Regions from separate parts of the Mus musculus genome. Here regions 2 and 3 are each linked to region 1. The links are chromatin contacts, found by Hi-C or POLR2A ChIA-PET in ENCODE. All regions are on one chromosome and are shown on one strand. Each heading gives the region's core, a stretch centred on a gene start or an enhancer-like site at or near the end of the contact. The rest is flanking DNA. Distances are from core to core; before and after follow the strand shown. Region 1 holds the start of Map4k4 (mitogen-activated protein kinase kinase kinase kinase 4). Region 2 has its middle 10 kb from the start of Rfx8. Region 3 holds the start of Creg2 (cellular repressor of E1A-stimulated genes 2).

Region 1 (3,218 bases), core at 367-2,866:
TGAGGTAGGCCTCCATGTCATAGGTCTGATGTTAACCTGTGGAAAGACTGGGATTAGGGACTGGGAGTGGGGGTGGGTTGGGGAGGGGGGCGGTGCCGAGAGACTGCCGTATTTGTATAGCCATCAGCTGTGCACAGTGGGCGAGGTAATTCTTCAGATTTTATTTCCTAATGTATAAAGCAGCAAAATTAAGAGTACCACTCAAGGTTCACGTGAAGAACAGTAAGATAAGATATATGAAATGGGCTGCACACATCACTGTATTATCAATAAATAATAACAAAGCCAAACCAGACAAGCGCTAACAAATTCACCAACATTTTTGTTCCTGTGCGTTTCCTAAGGAACAGATATTGGGAGTTCCGAATATAATTTCACTCTACAATGGAGTCTCATGTCAAACATCTTAGAACGTAACCCAAGCAGAAGAGCGCTGGACATTCTCTGGGGGCAGCGACTTGAACTCTGGGTATAGGCCGAAGTGGAGAGTATGCTCGCTCCTCTCTAGGCTAGGGTCTTTAGGGTTTGAGTACAACAATTGCAGTATTGGGGGTTTTCTACTCCGAGGCTATAAGGTGTGTACTGCTTAAATCAGAACAGTGTGGAGTGTGTGGGGAGGGAGGTGCAGAACGTTATTGACAACTAGATGCCCATGAAACAGTGGATTTTGGGGGGCGCCATGTAACACCAAGCTTAGCTTCATCTCTTAACTTATCAGGCCCATTCTAGGCCTTCTACATGTGGGAGTCAAGCAATTTTACAGCGATCTTGTACCTGGCCATTCTGGGATACTGTTGAGAACACCCGCTGTGAGGTAACAGGGAGTCACTAAACATGTTTTTGGCTGGTCCTGGGACGTGATAAAGAGGGACAGTAGTTGAACTGCCTAGCTGACTTGCTGTGGCATGCTGGAAGAAGCCTGTTTGGTGACCCGTGGTGATCTCCATCCAGGTACTGTCAGGGTTTTAGATCCCGAGCAGAGGGCTCGCCCGTCCGCCCTCCCTCCCATGGGCCAAACTGGCTCGGGGAACACAGCAGCGAGCAATCACAGCGACTGTTTTGGATTCTCCCGGACGGTCAAGTGATGCTCAGCGAATCCTCCAGCAGCAACCAAGCCACAAACTGAGACAGGAAAGGAGAAAGGAGAGGAACACCCCTTGGGGGGTAAAAAGGAAACGAGGGTCTACGGGACCGACCGGCCGTAGGCGGCGGAGGGGTCCGAGGCCCGACCCCGGCGCGTCCTGGCACACCCTCTCCCGGGCGAGCGGCGCGGGTGGGGTGTCCACGGGGCCGCCGGGGCGCTCCGAGTCTTTCATTCATTGTTAGCGGAGGCTGGGGTGTTCCGCCGCGCCCCGCACTTCCTCCGGGAAGGCCCCGAGGGCTCCCGGCCCCACCCCGGGCCGGGCCACCATCCGCGGAGGGCCGGCCGCCCGGCCATTGTTCGAGCCCCACCCCTGCTGAATATTCACGCGGGCGGGCGGCGAGCGAGCGAGGGCGAGGGCCGGGTTCCGCCCGCTCTCCCGGCGGAGGGGGCGGGGGAGTCGCTCGCCCCTCCTCAGCGGCGCCGGTCGGTGCCCCGCGTCCCCGCCCCCGCCCCCGCCTCCCGCGGCATCTTTGTCTCGCGGCCTCGCGCTCGCTCGCTCGCCGCGCTCTCCGGCCCCAGCTCCGGGCCGCTCGTGCAGGCGCGCGCGCGCGGGGCGCCGGGGCCTGAGGCGGCGGGCGACGCCCGGGGGGCGGGTGGGGGCCGAGGGAGGACCGCCAAGCCATGGTGTGAGCTCCGCGGCCAGCGCTCTCCGCGCCGCGCTCCGCTCCGACCGGACGACAAGCCGCCCGGGCGGCGGCGGCCTGCCCGTGCGGCCCGAGCCCCGGCGCCGCCGAGCCCCTGCCCGTCTCTCGCTCTCTCGCCCGCTCCCGGAGCGGCGACCCGGGGAAGATGGCGAACGACTCTCCCGCGAAGAGCCTGGTGGACATTGACCTGTCGTCCCTGCGGGTGAGTGCGGCCGCGCCCTGCGCGCCGCGGTGGACACGGACACCCGCGGGCGCGGCGGCCCCTTTGTCTGCCGGGCGAGCGGGCGGGCGGGTGCCACGGCGCTCCCGGGGACCCGGCGGGGCGAGCCTTTGTCACCGCCCTGCATCCCTCCCTCCGCCCTCTCGCCCTCCTCGGTTGGGGTCCCTCTTTTGAGTTGATAACCTCCCCCTCCTCTCTCTCCAGGACCCTGCTGGGATTTTTGAGCTGGTGGAAGTGGTTGGAAATGGCACCTATGGACAAGTCTATAAGGTCGGTGTGGGGCGCCTTTGTTCCCCGTGGCGTGGAGAAACTTCTTAGGGGACGAGGGAAAGGGTGACGAAACGCTGCTGACTGCAGGCCGTGCCGCCTGGCCAAAGTTGGGAAAGGGGGTTTCGCCTGGCTTTTCTTTTTTTTTCTTTTTCTTTTTTGTTTTTTTGCCTGTGTTCAGACTGGCCTTAAAAGACCTCATTTCCTGGCTTTGAGATAAAGGAAATAAGCTACACTGTTAGGCATGCACTTGGCTTTAGCAAAATAGAAAAGGAATTTTGTGTTCGAGGGTGACCACAGGGTCTCCCCCCAAACCCCCTTTCCTCCAAATCTGGCCTTCATGCGTTTGCGTTTGTCCGTGAATTAAAATTCGGTGTAGACAGGCCTTGCCTATGACTCCACTCAGCCACTGCCTTGGTATTCTTGAGACATGTCATCGTGCTTCTGCCTTCGGAGTGCTTGCCGTAGGCTCCAACTTGGGGAGGCTAGCGTTACCTGGTACTGATTTTAAAGCTTGGCCAGCATACCCTGTTCTAGTGGACAGTATCTTGGGGAAGCGGGCGGGGGAGTGTGCTTTTGGGCCACGGGAACAGGAGGAATTACAGTGTGGGGATTATAAAATGTGAATTCCAGGAATAACCTTTGTGACAGCTGTGTAATTGAGATGGCTGGGAGGAGAGAGAGCAAGGAGTAGAGAGGATGCCAGACTTCACACCCGCCACCCCTGGTCGTTCTCTCTCTTTAAATTTATCCTCCTCCCTGGGCTGCAGATGAAGCTGAGGAATCTGTTGGCCTGTGTCGCCGCGGAGCTGGCACCTAAGGCTGTGAACTGTTGTTCATTCTGTTTCGCTCGCTCGGTCTAGAAGGCGGCTCAGGCTCCGAAGTGTAAAAAAAAAAAAAACACAAACAAAACAAAGCAAAAACCTTTACGTTCGTTCGGTTT
Region 2 (3,321 bases), core at 691-3,190, 170 kb before region 1:
CTCATGCAGGAGAAACAGCTGCAGGGAGAGAGGGCAGCAAAATGGCGACTTCATTGGAGAATTAGCAGCAAGAGAAGAAAGAAGGGGAAGAAGGCTGGGAAGGACCCCCACAGCAGCTGTCTTCCAGCCAGCCCTCTCCCAGTCAGCGCTCTTTCTTCAGTTGTATCTCTAAGTGGTGCTAGGTCCTTTTCTGCTCCAAGAGGAGAGTGGAGACCCTTTCACGTGCTTTACCCAAGAGCTCAGATCCTGGGCTTCCTGCAGTGAACAGGTGGCTCCTGCTCACTGGTTCAGGGCAACAGAGGCCATGGCTCCTCCCATCCCAGAGGCTGATTCATCATCAGCCGATCCCCCTGCCACTCAGGTAGTGGCGCAAGATACCAGCTCCTGTCCCCAGAGACTAGACAGAACCAAGGCGAATGCCTGTCTGTCATTCCAGATCTTGTTACCCCACTTAGATTGTGTAATGTTTGTGTGTGGGGCGAGCACCAACGAGTTCCTGGCTTATTGTTGGACATCAGAAATACAGGTGACACTGTGACTCTTGGGTTGACTACTGGTTTCTGTGAGTTGTTACTTCCAATGGTTGATGCTACACAATGCAAGCATTACCTCATTTTAGCCCAAAGCTATTGATGCCTATTGATTAGAGGGCTCAGGAAGTAAGGCTGCAGGTCGAAACAGGGTCAACTTCACACCTTCTATGCCTCAAGGGCCACCCACATCATGTGATCAAGCATGTGACAGATTCAAACTTTGATTAGTTACATGCCAATGCAGTGACATTCTTAGAAGGTTTATCCCCCAGCCCAAGCCTTCTTAATGAGCTAAGTATGCAAAGGGCGCATGACTTTTTACCAGCATAATATTTGTAAAACTACCTAAGTGCTATGTAAAAGTACACTTAGAGACCATTTTCATTTCAAAGGATCCACAGCAACTGACATAATAAAAACTTTTACTTGTAGCTGAAGGGACAGCCTGACCCATGCCTAGAACTCTCCCAGATCAGAAAAGCCCCATCGCTGTCTGATTCTGGCTCAGCATTTCTGCTGTCTTACACCGATGCAAAGAAAATAGGTTTGAATATTTCTATCACATAGAATTTCAGTTCTTTAAGCTGCATCTTAGGCACACAACACTCCTCTGACGGAGAATGCATCTCTTATATCTACAGCGACTTCTTTTTCCCCCTTCAGGCTAATTGGTCTCTAGATTATCCAATTAGTCTCCATTCACCTTCTAAGAGGGCAGCAGCTGGGCTTTATCTGTGCACAAAGCCACCTCTGATGATCCTGGATGCTTAATTTTGTCCAATTCTTGCAATTATCCACGTTCAGTGGATGGACCCAGGTGCCCCCAGGCAATGATAGGTTTTTAAATAAACCTAATGAGCACAAGGAATGCATCGGGTCAGAAACTCACAGTGTAGCAGGCAAATGAGCAAAGGGGCCATTGCAGAGAACAGCCAGCTTGGACTGTCCGTCTGGGCCTGCAAGACACTATTTAAACCGGTAGGCTGCAGACTTTCAAATTATAGTGCATTAAAATTCTCACTGGAGAGAGTCAAAATCATTCCTACATAGCACTGTACTTTCCTACTCTACACTTTGCTTTTGACTAGTTGGATGTTGCCCCAATTGAGATCAATAGGAACATTGAAACTAACAATATCCCCTCCTCCCCACCAGGTCTTACTATGTTGTGTAGGCTATCCTGGAACCCCTGGGCTCAAGTGATCTCTTTGCTTCAGTCTCCTAAGTAGCTAGGACTACTTAGGACTACAAGGTAGTAATCTGGGGCACCATAGAGACACCCACTTGTCATAGAGGTCTCTTTCCTTTCTCCTGTTCCCCAAGGCTGTACGGAAAGCTAGCTATGTGGTGTAACAAACAACATTATCTTCGGAGGAACTCAGAGAATTCGAGGAATGAGAAGAAACTGCCCTCATTTGTCACAGAAAGCGGAGCCCATTGCAACTCAGAGTGTATTGTATTTGAACTCTGGCACACCGGAAGCAGACTTCTCCGGAAGGCTAATAGAAGATCAGGCAAGAGAAAACTGGGAAGCACAGGGCTGGCAGGAGCTTAATGAGCTGTTGCGTAAAAGCTGTCAAATAAGGGTGCGTGGGGTGGACAGTTAGGCACCGTCTCAAATTGTAGCTGCCCACAAAAGTGTAAGCCTTTGTCTACTTTGTTGAGCAATTTTTTTTAAAGAATGGGTGAAAACCCACCCTAAATCGTTACTTTAGATGTGTGGAAATATTTTTAAGCATTTTAAGGGTGAAAGGGTTAGTTTGTAAAAGTGGGGCACAGTTCTTCGTCTTCCTCTTGCCTTATGCTGTGGGTCACTCTGGTACGAACACAGACAAACAGCTGCTGGCTCCTGTCATCTTGCATGGAATCATCTCCCTGTGCAGACCCCACCATGAAATGAGTTTTACTGAGGCATCTTCAAACCGCACATGTGTTTGAGATAGCTTCCTGTTGGTCATGGGATGCTCCCACTAATTACCATTGGGATTCCTCCGCAGAAGGAAGCCGGAAGGAGGCATCGTTTACAAGGGCATCTGCCTGAACTCCGCTGGAGAACAAAGGTACACGAATCCCAGTGGATGTCTGCAGATGGTTACAGCAGAGTGGGTTTTATAATCCCCGCCTTCGCAAACAAGCCTGTCTTCATAAATGCTGCCAGCGGTAAGACCCTCACAAGGCCATGCCAAGTGGTAAATAGAGGCCGAGTCTTTGAATTGAATGGTGGGTCCAGAAGAGTCTCTGATCTCAGATTTATGTATTATATTTGGAACATTTGCATAGACATAATGAAATATCTTGGGGACAGGAGTCGAGTCCAATCACAAAATTTACTTATGTTTCACATACACCACTGGGTTGATTGTAAGTGGTCACACCCTGGTGTGTGAAAGGTCTCCACTCCTGGCATCATGTGACCGATCAGAAAGGTTTAACTTGTGGCCCCTTTCAGATTTGTGATGTCTGGATTAGGTGTGCTCAGCTTTCGTTGTCAAGGGCAACTTCTTTTTTTGTTCTTTTTGGTTTTTCGAGAAAGGGTTTCTCTGTGTAGCCCTGGCTGTCCTGGAACTCACTCTGTAGACCAGGCTGGCCTCAAACTCAGAAATCTGCCTGCCTCTGAATTAAAGGCATGCACCACTCCTGCCCAGCCAAGGTCAACTTCTTAAATAAAGTTTTCATACATCATAGCTGTGCCAGACTCCTGACAATGTGTTCAGAGCCTTTTCCAAGCAGACGCAGCTAGACCTCTCTACCTCCCTCTGATTACACTACCCGACCACTCATTGTGGTC
Region 3 (3,613 bases), core at 793-3,292, 250 kb before region 1:
GTGTGGTACTTCTGCATAGTGTGTATTCATGGCGGTCAGAGGTCCACCTCCTGGCCTCCCCATGTCTTTCCTCATGGTCCAGGACTGTTGTTTGGTTTTTTTTTTTTTTAAAGAAAGAGTCTGTCACTGGCCTGGGACTCCCGAAGTAGGCTAGGTTAGCTTGCCAGCAAACCCTAAAGATCCACCTGTTTCAGCAGACTCAGCACTGTGACCATAAATTAACACCACCCTGCTTGGCGCTTTATAAAAGAAAACAAACAAGCAAACAAAAGAACTCGGGTTCTGGAGGTTGAATAACACAGACTCTCAATCATTCTACAGCCGAGCCTCTTCCCTAGCGTCAGGCAGTAGATTTCTAATTGTCTGAACTGATTTGTTGTAAACCTAGAGATTAGCTTCATACTTAAAGTCTGTATTCTCTAAGGTATATGTTAAACGTGTAAAAAGTCTTTGAACCCTGGGAATACAGAACTGGCTTAGACTCAGATGTAGAAAGAGAACAAGATCATTGCCATTATTAGGATAAAGTTGTCATTAGATAATTTTTGAAGAAGAAGAAGAAAGAACTTTCAAGCTCTGCCCACCGAATTTCTTAGTTTTGTAGATGTTTTGGCCAAGCTGGGGTTAGTGAGACCCAGAGCTGTGGCAAGAACCAGACTCCCACACCGCGGGATACATAACAAAGCCCTTCCCTGCACAGATTCAACAGGGGCTGGGCCCACAGCTCTGTTTACCAGACAGGACTAGAAGCTTTCTGGAGGCTATTCTTAGGGAATACAGAGCCTCGGCCCCTCTCCATGCCATTCTGGGTGGAAGGAAGCAGGATAAAATGTGAATACAGTTTTGTGGATCGAAAGAGACGAACTGCAGCTGAAACAGCTCCTCCAGCTGTTACCTTTTGCTTAAGCCCTCTTTCTAAAAAACCTGAGTTCCATTTTTTTTTAAAGTGTAAATGTCTACCGGAGTGTGGATGGCGTTCCTCTTCCACACCCACTTGGTGTGGGAGGCGGTGCCAGAGTCTGTCTGCAGGACTGTCGGAGCCTGCAGGGAGCTGGGAGCTGGATGCGCCTCATCTGTGATTCCAAAAGCGATCCTGCCTACGTTCCAGGTTTCCAGCTTGTCACTGTTTATCTGATCATCTCTTTGGCCATTTTAGTACACAGGGATTCAATCACTAACCACGAGACTGTTTCCCAGCTTCTCCTTCCTCCCCACTCACATGCACTTGGCCAGATGGACCGACCCATGCACACGCTGGTTCCGTTATTCACAGGGCATTCACAGCCTATGAACCTGTGAAACCGGAGTCGCCCTGCGTCCTGGAAGGGAGACGCGCACCGCCCCCGCGTCCCGACCTCTGGCTTACCTTTTCGTGGGTGGACACAGTGGCCAGACAGCCCCAGGAGCTAGCGTGGGCTAGGGAGCGGGCGGTGCCGGCATGCACCCTGGGGCCAGGGGATGCCTCAGATGAGCCGCTCTCCCGCCGGTAGGAGAACATGCCACGCGCGGCCGGTGCGGGCCTGGCGCGGGCGGAGCCCCGAGGTCGCAGGTGCGTGTCCTCCTTGTGCGCCGAGGCCGGAAAGCTCTGCTGCCAGATGCTACTCGAGTCCTCCAGCAGCGCGGGCAGCGCCTCCTCAGTGGATGCACTGTCCAGCTCCTCATCTACCTCGTTGGTGACAGCCCAGGACACGGAGCTCACGATCACGTAGCCGGCGGCTGGGGACAACAGGGCGCTGCAGCATAGCAACCAGGACAGGCGACTCCCTGGCCAAGCAGGACGCTCCCTGCCGGACAGCGACATCTTCTTGGAGGCGACGCGCCCTGTGGCGGGGACCACTGACCAAGCAGCGGCCAGCCAGGGGCGCCCCCCTGCGGCGGAGCGTGCGTCGGAACCCTTCTCCTCGTGATAGGATTCCCGGGTTGAGGGTCTCCAATCAGTCCGGGGGCCGGGGTTCCCTATTGCCTTACACTCCCGTAAGAAGCGAAGTCTGCTGCACGACCAGAGTCCCCTGCGTCCACCGCCGCTGCTGGGCGCAGAGTCCACGCGTGTCTTGGTTTTCCGCAGGATGGCAAGCGTTTTGCAGCCAGAGGGTGGGCGTTCACAGCTCAGGCTCAATGCACTCCTCCGCTCGTCAGCTGTGCGACTCTACCAAGCTGATTAACTTCTCTGAGCCAACAAGAAGGGCATCACCAGGCTCAGTTATTGCACCCCATCACCTCCGCAGAACCGGGAACCACAATACACCCACATCTTCCATCACTCACCCAGTCAGCAGTGTCCTGCGGTTAGCGACACAGACTAATAGAACTTTATTGTTGTTGGGTGTTTTGTTTTGTTTTTTGTTTTTTGTTTTTTTTTTTTGTTTTTTTGTTTTTGTTTTTGTTTTTTTTCGAGACGGGGTTTCTCTGTATATCCCTGGCTGTCCTGGAACTCACTCTGTAGACCAGGCTAGCCTCGAACTCAGAAATCTGCCTGCCTCTGCCTCCCAAATGCTGGGATTAAAGGCGTGTGCCACCTCTGCCCGGCTTAATAGCGTATTTTAAAAACCATCTTGTTCCAGTAAGAAGTTTAATAGATATCAAAATAACTTCAAAGTAATTATAATTTCTTACCTGTTCTTATGATATCCAGTCTTTGTCCCACCATGGAATATTTTCTATCGCTTATATTCCTAAAATGCAAGAGTCCTGCACTAACTGGTTCTATAAGAAAGTATCTTGAAATGGGATTTGAGTTTTTCCTACATGTCTTCACTGTGCCCTGCTGTGAAACTCCTGTGACTCTTCCTGGATGCCTGGATGTCAGCTGTGAACACAGCTGGTCTCTTTCTCTTTGCATGGGAACTTCTTGTCTCTCCCTGGATGCCCCTGGCTGCTCTTTCTCTCTCTCTCCCCTCCCCACCCCCCACCCCACAACCCCTTCTCTGCTCTCCGTCTGCTTTGAAACATTGATGGTGTCTTCAGTTTCTCCCCAAGACATCTTGTTTACTCTCATGGCTTCTGCTGTTATCGGCTGCTGCTCTCTCCCCAGCTTCACAGACCCTCTTATCCCCTGTTTAGGGGAAAGATGTGTTCCATGGTCTTGAGAGGCACAATGGGGAGTCATGGAAATACTACACACTGCAGCCAGGTATGATGGCACACACCTGTTATCTATCCTAGCACTCGACAGGTGGAGGCAGGAGATTCAGGAGTTCAAGGTCAGACTTAGCTAGGTAAGCAAATTTGAGACCAGCCTAGACTACATGAGACACCACCTCAAGATCCACCATAAAAACCAACAACTCCTCCTCCCTGAAATACAAATTAAAAATAATCCAGATCTTGTCCTATCATGTTCTGATTGTGGGATAGTGGCATGTCACTGTTGCCTCTACAAAATGGGGACGGTTACATCTCCCCCACCGGGGTTTGGGTGTCAAGCCTGACATCTCTAGTTTCAGGGGAGAGCTTATCCTCAGAGGAAAAAGACGATGAATGTTTCAACCTCAGGAAAGGAAAAGGGATTGAACTGATATGTCAGTGTGGGGAGAGGACCTGCAGATGGTAATCTCAGTTCCTCTGTGGCTCTCACGGCAGGATCAATCCACCTTCTCTTTCCTCATGCCTGAGT

What was found. Hi-C counts contacts between places; a loop is a spot of excess contacts on that map. ChIA-PET counts read pairs that join two places held with the same protein, here RNA polymerase II (POLR2A).
Region 2: a map of v-Abl transformed pro-B cells shows a loop between it and region 1 (2.2-fold over the local background). The contact joins the enhancer-like site here to the promoter of Map4k4 in region 1. A Hi-C loop is called at or near these places in 2 of 37 maps with a recorded cell type or tissue (both v-Abl transformed pro-B cells).
Region 3: a map of left cerebral cortex shows a loop between it and region 1 (6-fold over the local background). The contact joins the promoter of Creg2 here to the promoter of Map4k4 in region 1. A Hi-C loop is called at or near these places in 1 of 37 maps with a recorded cell type or tissue (left cerebral cortex). POLR2A ChIA-PET finds 5 or more read pairs at or near these places in 1 of 5 experiments (embryonic stem cell).

The regions. Positions count from the first base shown.
Region 1 is chr1:39,899,297-39,902,514 of GRCm38, forward strand. Map4k4 (mitogen-activated protein kinase kinase kinase kinase 4) reads left to right here and starts at 1,617. Exons shown (of 32, transcript NM_001252200.1): 1 at 1,617-1,990; 2 at 2,213-2,278. The coding sequence starts at 1,934.
Region 2 is chr1:39,729,716-39,733,036 of GRCm38, forward strand. No RefSeq gene overlaps it. Among named protein-coding and RNA genes, the nearest start is that of Rfx8, 10 kb to the left of the region's middle. Within about 2 kb of position 1,941, at least 1 of the 3 ENCODE cell types and tissues checked has a DNase peak (open chromatin) inside an H3K27ac peak, as active enhancers do.
Region 3 is chr1:39,649,140-39,652,752 of GRCm38, forward strand. Creg2 (cellular repressor of E1A-stimulated genes 2) reads right to left here and starts at 2,043. Exons shown (of 4, transcript NM_170597.4): 1 at 1,367-2,043. The coding sequence starts at 1,801. D930019O06Rik (a long non-coding RNA gene) reads left to right here and starts at 2,329. Exons shown (of 2, transcript XR_001778897.2): 1 at 2,329-3,130.